3 separate regions of the Homo sapiens genome follow, and regions 2 and 3 are each linked to region 1. A link is a contact called in ENCODE Hi-C or POLR2A ChIA-PET data. All regions are on one chromosome and are shown on one strand. Each heading gives the region's core, a stretch centred on a gene start or an enhancer-like site at or near the end of the contact. The rest is flanking DNA. Distances are from core to core; before and after follow the strand shown. Region 1 holds the start of TMEM35B (transmembrane protein 35B). Region 2 holds the start of AGO4 (argonaute RISC component 4). Region 3 overlaps KIAA0319L (KIAA0319 like).

Region 1 (3,577 bases), core at 595-3,094:
CAGGAGGCGGAGGTTGCAGTGAGCAGAGATAGTGCCACTGCAGTCCAGCCTGGGCGAAAGAGCGAGACTCCATCTCAAAAAAAAAAAAAAAAAAAAAAAAAAATACCTGTGCTAGTTTGAAGACCATGGAAACTGTGGTAGAGCAGAAAGTGCTCTTGATCCCAGAGAAAAAAGAAGGGTGGCAACAGTAAGGGGGAACAGCCAGGTCTTTCCATAATCCTCCCCCAGAAGACCCCATTTTCTCAGGCCAGTTGGCCCCCTTACCCATCATGAGCAGAATCAAGAACAAGTTACTGATCTCTTGCAGCATCGGTGGGCCCATGACCAGCAGCAACCCAGCCAGCAGTTCCAGAAAGCCCACAGCTATTTGGTAGTTCAGGGGATCTGGCTGGTAGCCAAATACCTTCAGCGGGAACACCTCAGCAAACTGCACGAACAGGGCATTCTAGGGGTGGCAAGGAATGCCTGTTAGCCTCATTGTTCAACAAGGATGAGCTCCCCAGATGCTCCATGGCATATCTATGCCTGTGCCCTCAACTTCCCAGAGAAAAGAACTACTACTCTAGGTCAGGTCCAGGGCTGAGGTCAGCCTGAAGAGGAGAGGGCTGCCCTGTGGCGCTGAGCTTTGGAATCAGGAAACAGGCTCCATGCTCCAAGTGGTACAGAGATTGATCTTCTCACTAGACCTCTCAAGAGATTACAACCCAGCCCCAAATCCCAGGAGGAGGGGGCTGGGCTTGGCTCCCTAGTGCCAAGGCCTGGGGAATTCCACAGTTTCCTTCTTTGTGTCTGGCCTGGTTTCTCTTAAGGCTGCTGTACAGGGAATATTTGGAGGTGAGGCAGAGTTAGGTGGGCTCAAAGTGACTCTTCTTGTCAAGGCAGGCCCTCCCCTGAGCCAAATGACAACTTCATCCTTACTTTCGGGGATACTTTTTCCTGTTCCCACTCCTCAGCTCTACCTCCCCTCCTCAGCTCTGCTGGGAAGCAGCTCTAAGCTGTCTGTCTCTGGGGATTTATCCAGGCCTTGGAGAGAGATGCCAGCAGAGGTCTACAAGTCTGGCTCTTTTGAGGGACTGGGGAGATTGGTGAACAGGATATGAAAGCTTTCCCATGAGTCTGGAACTAGACAGAAGGCTGAAAGACGACTTCAGGGCATCCCTCTCAGGCTTCCGAGAGAGGCTTCCCTCTCTGGGTTCCGAGTTAGGAGTGTCTAGCTTGTGTCCTGCTTCCTGACTAGATGTGCAATCTTTAGCAGATATACTTGCCCTTCAGGGCGGGCTTCCTTCCCTGCAAAGCCAGGATTACTACACCCCAACCCCACGAACCTCCCAAAAACTGAAGCAAACGGCGAAAAGAGGGAAGAGAGCGGGAAGTGAGCTCATTTTCCCACCGCATCATCCTCCCCCAGGGTCCGGGGGGGTGGGAGGGACCTCCTAAGGCTCTAGATTTGCCTGGGGCCACCAATATTCTGCAGGAAGGGGAGGTTCTGTCCCCTTCCGTCTAGGGAAGATCCAGAGAACTCGAGGAACTCCCCAGGCAGGACCTGCGCCTCAGTCGAAAGCCAGGCGCTTTCCCCCAGCTCCAGCTGAGCCTCGGAAGCCCGAAGGCGGCCTGCCGGGCCGGGGGCGAGGAGCGGCAGGGCGGAGCACACGCCGCCGCGGGCCCGATCCCCTGCCGCCCGCCCGCGCCGCTCACCATCCGCTCCGAAACTGGAGCCGAGATCTCCTCCGAGAGCTTGGCCAACCCCACGAGCGCGAAGAAGCCGCCCAGCAGTACACGCAGCACCGAAAGCAGGAGCGCCATGGCCGCGCTCCCCCCACCGTGGGTTGGCCCCGCCGAAAACCCGCCCCTGCCGCCGGCTCATTTCCTCCCTCCCCGGGGCAGCCGGAAGACTCTCGCCTGAGCTACCGTCCCCCACCCTCCAGGGGGTCGCGAGGCTGCAGTACTGGGGCAGGGCGCCCCCATCTTACAGGTGGGGACACTTGAGGACCACTGGCTGGTAACTGACTAAACAGGCACCTTTGGATTCAGGGAGTGTTTCCCAGCCAATACGGAGTGCTGGCAGACACGGGTGGGTGTCTGGGTGCGGTTCAGCTACCATCAAAAGACCCCGGGCTTCGTTCCTGCCTGTGCCACACTAGCTGTGGGATCTGAGCTGTCACCCACCCCAAAGGGCCTCAGTATCTGCATCTGTATATGGGGATAACTCAGTTCTCCAGAGTTTGTAACAGGCCTAGCACAGTGCCTGCACATGTAAGAGCTCAGAAAGTTATTTGTAAATTAGTAAATTAATTTATAAAATTGTAATAAATCAATAACCATTAATTATTAAATAAGTCTCTTTGCCTGAGATATCTTTTCCCTCTAATTTATCTCGGCTGACAATGAAATGTGAAAGGTGTTTGAAAATTCAGATACTTGCATGGATAGAGAGGCTTTCACTGAACCAAGCCCTACAGTCCACTCCTGGCCCATTTGCTCTTACCTGGAAATCTGTCTAAAGCTGGGATGGGCAAACCATGGGCCAAATTTGGCCAGATGTCTGATTTTTTTCCATGCTTCTCCCCTTCCCCCAAGCTAATAATGTTTGTTTACATTTTTTATGATAAAAACATTTTTTAAAGAAGCTTGTGTGACATAGGAAAATTATATGAAATTCATATTTCAGTGTTCATGAATAAGTTTTATTTAAAAACAGCCACACTTATCTGCATATTGTCTATGGCTGCTTTTGCACTGCAACTGCAGAATTGAGTAGTTGTGACAGTATGGCCTGCAAAGCTGAAAATATTTACTATCTGGCTCTTTATTTAAAAAGTTTGCTAAGCCCTGGTATATTGGGCCAGAAAGGCCCCAAGCAGGGGTCTCAAATCCCCCTGCTGCTTCCATTTATAGTTACCCAAGCTGCTTAGATCTATCTTTTTCCAGCTGGGCACGTTGGCTCACACTTGTAATCCCAGCACTTTGGGAGGCCGAGGCAGGTGGATCACTTGAGGTCAGGAGATAGAGACCAGCCTGACCAATATGGTGAAACCCCGTCTCTACTAAAAAAAATACAATAGACGGGCATGGTGGCACATGCCTGTAACCCCAGCTACTTGGAAGGCTGAGGCAGGAGAATTGTTTGAACCTAGGAGGCAGAGGTTCCAGTGAGCCAAGATCACGCCATTGCACTCCAGCCTGGGCAACAAGAGCAAAACTCCATCTCAAAAAAAAGATCTATCTTTTCCACCTACTCACAACCTTGCAGGGGTAAGTAGCTGGTTGGCTAGAAGACTGAAATGTTCCACTTGCTTCTAAAGGCCAAGCTGTTTCAACATCCAGGTTGTGCTGTTACATTATAAACTGGGCTTCTCATTACCTGCAGTCTTTGTCACTAGTCCAAATTTAATGAAATAACTAAATTTTCTACCCTAGATTATAATTATACATAATTATTTATAACAATCATAATTATTAAATTCCTCAACAAAAAGGGAAAAATTATTAAAACATTTAATCACTGAAAACACAAATCCACATTAGGAAATTATCTTTTAGGATACTTATACAAAACTTAACACAGGATTATTGACTT
Region 2 (3,577 bases), core at 566-3,065, 820 kb after region 1:
GCACTCCAGCCTGGGCGACAGAGCGAGACTCCGTCTCAAAAAATAAAAAATAAAAAAATAAAAGTCCTAGTTCCATAGCCAATCAGGGAGAGAATTAGCCAGGACTTAAATGCAAGATTTGAACTCCAATTTTTCCCATGCTTCACTTCAGCATCATGTAATGCAAAGCCCGACTTACTTAACTTCCCTGAGCTTCGGTGTCATCATCTGTACAAATACCTTTCTTAACAATATCTACCTTACTGGTGGTTGTAAAGATTGAGTGACAATGAGAAGCCCATAGCAGAGTGCATGGCCAGGATGTGATGCTAATATTTTTTATCATTACATAAAAAAACTACCTGGCTCTGTGACAGCACATGGCAGGTGCTCAAATGAATATCCCACCACACATGCTAGGGGCCTAAATTATCCCCCACCCCAATAATTTGTATATTGAAGTCCTAACTCTAGCACCCCAGGATGTGACTGTAATTGGAAACAGGGTCTCTGAAGAGGTAATTAAATTAAAACGAGGTCACTAGAGTGAGCCCTACTCTAATAGGACTGCTGTCCTTATAAGAAGAGGAAATTTGGACACAGACGTGCACAGAGGGAAGACCACGTGAAGTCACTGGGAGAAGGCCACTATCTACCAAGTGAAGGAGATAGGCCTCAGAAGGAACCAACCCTGCCTACATCGTATCTCTGACTGCCAGCCTCCAGAATTGTGAGAAAATAAATTTCTGTTGTTTAAGCCACCCAGTCTGTGGTACTTTGTTACGTTATGCCGTAGCAAAGGAATACAACACACACACACAAACTCATCGTACCTTTTCAATTGGTGGACAAGGGGCTCCTTCCTTCTGCTGACTAGAAACTGCTTCTTGGCCTGTTGTCCAGTGTTCTCCCACTCAAAGTCCTTACTGAAAGCCCTAAAGATGCTGTGCCTGCTGGGCTGACCATGCTGCCTTGGAGGTGGTGCTGCTCCCTTGGCTTTTGTCTGCTAAGGGGAAGGCATCCAAGAAAGCAAGACCTTTCTCTCTCTCTCTCTCTTTTATTTTTATTTTTTTTTTTTCAGACAGTCTTGCTCTGTCGCCCAGGCTGGAGTGCAGTGGCCCGATTTCGGCTCACTGAAACCTCTGCCTCCCGGGTTCAAGCGATTCTCCTGCCTCAGCCTCCCAAGTAGCTGGGATTACAGGCGCCTGCCTCCACGCCCGGCTAATTTTTTGTGTTTTTAGTAGAGATGGGCTTCCGCCATGTTGGCCAGGATGGTCTCAAACTCCTGACCCCAGGTGATCCACCCGCCTCCGCCTCCCAAAGTGCTGGTATTACAGGCGTGAGCCACCACGCCCGGCCAAGACCTTTCTCTTCTAAAGTGACTGGTGATTTGCTGACCAGAGGCGCTTGTCATGGGACCAGGGAGGGAATGCATCATTCATCAGGGTCCATTCCCGTGGTGCCTTCCGGCTATACGGAGAGGGACGCGCAGTTGGGTGTGTGGTGCTGAATGAAGGGATGAAGGAGGACTGCTAGCGTCTAAGGTGACCCTAAAAGACGAGATGACAGAAGCGATCTGGGGTGGGAGGAGGGAGGAGGGAGGCGAGGTGGCTCCTGTGAATCTCAGTACACTTTCCACTCACAGAAGTGGAAAACTGAATCTGTGGGTCAGCGGAACTGGAATCCAGATCTTTTGCAGGACGCCCTGGGGGGATGGCACGTAGCCCCCAGAGCCGTTGGCCACCGGACGGCCTCCTCGGGTGGACGGGGCAGAGCGGGCCAGCGGGCGCGTGCCCGACACGTCCACCGGGCTCTGCACCCTCCGGGCGCGCGCTCGTTCCCCGACCCGCCTCGCCGCCTGCCGGGCTCTGTGGACCCCGCGCCCGGGGCCGCGCACGCCCCCTCCGCCCGCCGGGACCCTGGGTCCGCGCACCCCGCGCCCCCTTCCCTCCCGGCGGGCGCGCGCGCTGGCTCCCGCTCCCGCTCCCGTTGGCGGCGGCGGCGGCGGCGGCGGCGGGGATTGTTTTTGTTGTCGCTGAGGCCGGAAGAGCCGGAGCCGGGTCCCTGTCCCCGGGCCGGGCGCCGCCGCCGCCCCCTGCCCAGCGCCCGCGTCTCCGCGGCGCCACCCCAGCGCCAATATTCCGGAGATCAAGCGTTACGCGGCGGCGGCGGCGGCGGCGGCGGGGCCCGGAGCGGGAGGCGCCGGGGACCGGGGCGAGGCGGCCCCCGCCGCCGCCATGGAGGCGCTGGGACCCGGTGAGGAGCGAGCTCGGGTCGGGGCGGGACCCGGGACCCGGGACCCGGGGCGGGCGGCCGGGACTTTCGCTGCCCCGTCGCCTCGCCGGGTTCGGGCCGCCAGGCCTCGGGGAAGGGGACCCGAGCCCCGCAGCACGAAGCGGAGGGAGCTGACCCGGGCCTGGGGGGCGGTGACCGCGCCCCAGCCGGCCGTTGGGTGGATCCCGAGGTCCAGGGGGGAGGTTCGGGAAGGTGACCGGCGCTGCCGGGCGGAGGCCACTCTTGGCCCCACCTCGGGGAGACGATATGTGCCCGGGGTCGCGACGAGGGTAGTTTGGGCCTCAGAAGGGGGCGATCCGCTACCCAGTGCGCGCGGAGGCCTGGCCCAGACCGGGAAAAGGGCCCCGCTGCCTACTACCAGCCGGTAGTCCTGGTTTGGGGCCGCGCCCCTATTTTTCTTTGCACTGGCAGATGGTCCAGAGCCTTCAGATGAGGAAGAAGAACTTCATCCAAACACCTCTCATGATCTCTGAAGGTCAAGGGACAAAATGCCCACCCTTTCTGAAAGGCCCTGATGTCCCAAAGAACATGGTCCTGTGCCTCTGTCACTCAGTCTGTGTGTTAGTCTCAGAGTGGTCTGAGCCAGCCTTTGAGTGACACAGGAGTTGCCAGTCAGTCTGCTCCACCACAGGCTTCAATGCCCTGAGTTCTCTTCTAATTGGGTTATGAGTGGTTGTGAGGATCAAATGAAGGAGAAAGTGCTTTGGAAACTAATTTGTTGTGGATATGGATGGCCTCTGGTTATTTCTCTCTATCCAAACCAGAAGAACCATTCCAGGCTGTAACAAGTGTCCTGAGTATTGGGGCCTGGTGCTTCCACCTCAAAGCCCAACAGGTTTCTAATGCCTTGGCTAAGTAGCTCAGTGTTTAGGGGCTGTGGTGGAATTCACTTTAATATTCAAACTTTACCTACATAATGAACTTAGTCGTAGAGTGTTTCATCTTTTTAGTGCGTAGAAAATTCGAGTTGCCATTTGAGTTTGGAAACTTGGCACGTTTGTTTACTTAGCACTTGTTTGCATAGCTGAGTGATTAAGCCCCACCCTAATTTGCTTCTTAAAGTATTGTTTAAAGGCCCTCATAATCAAATTTCATATGCCTTTTAAAAATAAATTGGCTTGCCGCATTAATATTGTTTGATAAACTTCAGTGTATTATGCCAGGTTAACTTCAGATATGTCCCCTGGCTAAAGACATGCTCAGGTCTTTAGGAATGTAACAGATTCAATCTAGTAATGTAATAGTTGTATGACCCTGGGAAAATTACTCAATTCCTTTGAACTTTCATTTTCTCGTCTATAAA
Region 3 (3,577 bases), core at 536-3,035, 550 kb after region 1:
TTTCCTTTCCTTTCCTTTTTTTTTTTTTTTTTCTGGCTTGTTTTGTTGTTTTTAAAGAGAAGGTCATTTAGAGGGCCGCAGCAGAAATATGTAAATTAAACAGAATTGTAGGCTTGGGAGGAAGTAAGGAAATAATATAGCTAGCCATGAAGTGTTATTTCAGCAGATATGGCCAATAGAGGAAAAGTTTATATCAATTTACCCATTGAAACTCTCTCTTTTTGGAGCATTATGTAAGCGCCATTAAAAAAAAAAAAAAAAAAAAAACTGCAGTGGGCTGAACTGGGACATGTGAGGACTCAATACAACCAAGCTTCAGATACTTAAATATCTCGAACCACTTTTTGCTTATAGCAAATAAAATGCAGAGCTACAGATGCTTTCTCATCTGTGTGTAAATGAAAGCAAAACTGTGTGAGTAGTTAGTATTCTTAGAATTTTTGAGAGCCAGTTTATTTAAATTAAATCAAAGCCAATCTGTATCTGTACAGAAATAATTTCTTAGGGCTCTTATTCTCTAGACTTACAGAGCTGTACAAACTCTTCCCTCTATCCCTCCCTCTAAGATAAAAAAAGTGAAAAGAGCTCTGTGGGTTAAAAGCCACTTCAAATGAATCTGGGAGGAGGAGGTTCAAAGGGATTAGAACATCCCATGTCTTACCAGCCTGCTATAAAACAGGGTTCAGCTATTCTCTGCCCCATTCTTTGTGTTCCCATAGCACATCTCGGAATTGATCATGCTTCTTTATGTTTCTACATCTCTCTCTGCCTCCATAGTGTGACCTCTCTAATGGCAGGAACTTGGTTTTATTTAGCCTGATATATTATTTGTTGACCTAAAATGCGTGTATCTATAGTATATATATAAAATACCTAGATATTAATTATCATTAATAATGTGAATTAAGCATCCTAGAGAAGGTACAAAAATGCAGTTAGGCCAGGCACAGTGGCTCACGCCTATAATTCCAGCACTTTGGGAGGCCGAGGCTGGCGGATTGCCTGAGGTTAGGAATTCAAAACCACCCTGGCCAATACAGTGAAACCCCATCTCTACTATAAATACAAAAATCAGCCAGGCATGGTGGCACGTACCTATAGTCCCAGCTACTCGGGAGGCTGAGGCAGGAGAATTGCTTGCAGCTGGGAGGTGGAGACTGCAGTGAGCTGAGATCATGCCACTGCACTCCAGCCTGGGCAACAGAGTGAAACTCTGTCTCAAAAAAAAAAAAAAAAAAAAAAAAAATGCAGTTAGCTTATTTTAAGGCACTGACTGAATGTGAGATAACACATATAAAGAGCCAGAGACCACAAATATTAGGAGAATGTAATCTAAGTCAACACCATAATGTGGCACTGACATTCGGGTAATTTCATATTGTTTGGTTTATTTATGGCAATCATGTGGCTTTTAATAGACTTCATTTTTCTGACGTGTTTTTACTTGTGTTTTTTTCTTATACCTCCATTTTCAAGTTAATTGTAAGTCACATTCTACTGACAGAAATGAAAATATGGGCAAATTGGTCAACACTCCTGACTGCCAAATTATCTAGTATAGACTATCTCTAACTGCACGGAAACTGGCGTTTCCTTATCCTCATCTGTATAATGGCAACATTTCTCTGCTGCTTCAAAAAATGGTATTAATTCTAGGCAGGGAAATAAGAACACCCAAATGTTCTTCAGTGTCTCTCTCTTTCTTTGACACACACACACTACCCACAGGGACACAGCAAAGCCCTGGAAACATATCGTACACATACGGCCTTTACTCTCCACCACTTCCTCTCCACTGACAGAGGCAGCCATGCTGCCAAGGTAGCAACCCCCACATGAAATACAAAAGAGTGGAGGCGAAACAGCTCAATCAAAACAGCTTGGGAACGGAAAGGAGGGTATGCTTGTCAGAGAAAGTCTCCAGGGATAGGCCAGAAAACTTTTGTTTCTGCCTTGAACATCCTGAGCAAATAACCCTGTTCCAGGTCTGCAGACCTCAGGTCAGGGGCCAACTCCTCCCTTTAACTTTTCACAGAAGGCGTAATAGGAAAACTCGCTGTTATTTGAAAAGTCCATTGTGAGAAATGTCAGAGTGCAGCTTATAAGCATACCCTGGGGAGCACAGCTGAGAGCAATTTTGAAAACCAAGCAGTTAGAAACTGATGAAGTAGAATGCACAGGTAGAAGACAGCTTGGCACTGCTTCAGCATATGGGGCTGCTTGCTTCAGGCCAGATGCCACAGACTGACCCAGCAGGATGCAGATTACTCAACTTTCTGAGATGGAAGCTGGCTCTTCAGCTTTTCTCTACAAGGCTGCTTCATTTATTCTGATTAAGATTCATTCACTGTAGCCACCCCACTTCCATAAGCCTCCAGCTGACTCTGGTTGCCCTCAGTTAAGGACAATAAACATTGAGCTGTATCAAAAACAAACAAACAAAAAACAGAGGAGCCATTTCTTAACAGGCAGGATGGCAGTCCTCTTGAAATGGTGAACTTGAATCTGAAATTAAGGCTACAGAAGTGAAACTGAATCAATGTTACCCCCCACTCCATCTCCCAGGTCTGGTAATATTAGTCATTCCCCTTATTACCTAAAAGTGAAAGAATTCATAAGCATACATTTATTTCAAACTCAAATGTGCTGCTGGATTAGAATCAAAACATAATGTTAAGCCAGTTGGAAGAAAGAGAGCATTCCTAAAAATCCTGTCATCTGCTGAGGGAGTTTAAAAAGGGGAACTGAAGTGAGATGCACTGGGCACCCATCTTTAGGGCAGAGTCTGCAGTGGGTAGAGTTCCAGATAGGCCTTGGCTGGCATTCCTCCCTGCTTCTGTTTCCCTTTGGACAGCGTCTGTGATGGCTAACTCACCATTCAGGGACATTCATAATTCTTTCTCTTCTTAGGGCATTTTATAGTTTCCTTTTGTGATTGGCCAGGGAAGTTCAAGATTTATATAATTGGTGCTTGCTTCATGCTAAGCATTGGAATGGTTCACCTAAGATCCTGAGTAACAAACCTGATGCCAAAAGGGCAGGAGCACCCTAATGCAGAAGACTTTCAAGTGCTGATGGGCTGGGTGTATCTAACGCCCATGAAATCACCACAGGAACACACTTCCAACTTGGGGGCAAAGGCTGCAGCTATAGCACTCTTTCCACATTTCCAAATAACCACTCTAACTGCTTATTCAGGAAATGTGGATTATTAAAGGTGAGAGAGACAGAGCACTGGATAGAAAGGAAAACTGGAGATATACCATCTTGTGGACAGGAACTTCACTTACATAATTCTTGGCAGAAGGTTATTCTATTAAGACCAGCTTGAGACATCAAATTGTCTAGTCTCCTACATTCCCAGGATTCTGCAAAGAAGACTAGGTCTCTATTGTCATGGCATTACCTTGGGACCCTAGGGAAGCCTCAAACTCCTTGAAGGGAATCTTGATGTCAGCAATGCCATCCCTCTCAAAGGGAATTTCTGTTCCCTAAGAATGGCAAAGGTATTAACAGACTGCAAGCTTCATGAGGGCAGAAACCGTATCTGTCTTGCTCACCAATGTATTAATTTTCC

What was found. A loop is a pair of places that touch in the nucleus more often than their neighbours do. ChIA-PET counts read pairs that join two places held with the same protein, here RNA polymerase II (POLR2A). Pooled maps may share reads with other maps.
Region 2: a map of CD4-positive, alpha-beta memory T cell shows a loop between it and region 1 (5-fold over the local background). The contact joins the promoter of AGO4 here to the promoter of TMEM35B in region 1. A Hi-C loop is called at or near these places in 1 of 168 maps with a recorded cell type or tissue (CD4-positive, alpha-beta memory T cell).
Region 3: a loop to region 1 is called in a pooled map, with 3 times the contacts of the local background. The contact joins the enhancer-like site here to the promoter of TMEM35B in region 1. A Hi-C loop is called at or near these places in 1 of 37 single-sample maps with no recorded cell type and 3 of 50 pooled maps. POLR2A ChIA-PET finds 5 or more read pairs at or near these places in 1 of 52 experiments (activated T-cell).

The regions. Positions count from the first base shown.
Region 1 is chr1:34,983,503-34,987,079 of GRCh38, forward strand. It overlaps TMEM35B (transmembrane protein 35B), which reads right to left and starts at 1,845. Exons shown (of 3, transcript NM_001195156.2): 1 at 1,696-1,845; 2 at 265-445. The coding sequence starts at 1,803. It overlaps ZMYM6 (zinc finger MYM-type containing 6), which reads right to left. Exons shown (of 16, transcript NM_007167.4): 16 at 2,663-3,577. RefSeq lists silencers at 1,404-1,473, 1,534-1,823.
Region 2 is chr1:35,806,201-35,809,777 of GRCh38, forward strand. It overlaps AGO4 (argonaute RISC component 4), which reads left to right and starts at 1,816. Exons shown (of 18, transcript NM_017629.4): 1 at 1,816-2,235. The coding sequence starts at 2,217. It overlaps CLSPN-DT (CLSPN divergent transcript), which reads left to right. Exons shown (of 3, transcript NR_199050.1): 3 at 545-740. RefSeq lists enhancers at 990-1,489, 2,589-2,868 and silencers at 1,699-1,908, 2,189-2,438.
Region 3 is chr1:35,537,371-35,540,947 of GRCh38, forward strand. All of the region lies in intron 2 of KIAA0319L (KIAA0319 like), which reads right to left. Among named protein-coding and RNA genes, the nearest start is that of KIAA0319L, 18 kb to the right of the region's middle. RefSeq lists enhancers at 2,579-2,628, 2,679-2,768. Within about 2 kb of position 1,786, at least 9 of the 41 ENCODE cell types and tissues checked have a DNase peak (open chromatin) inside an H3K27ac peak, as active enhancers do.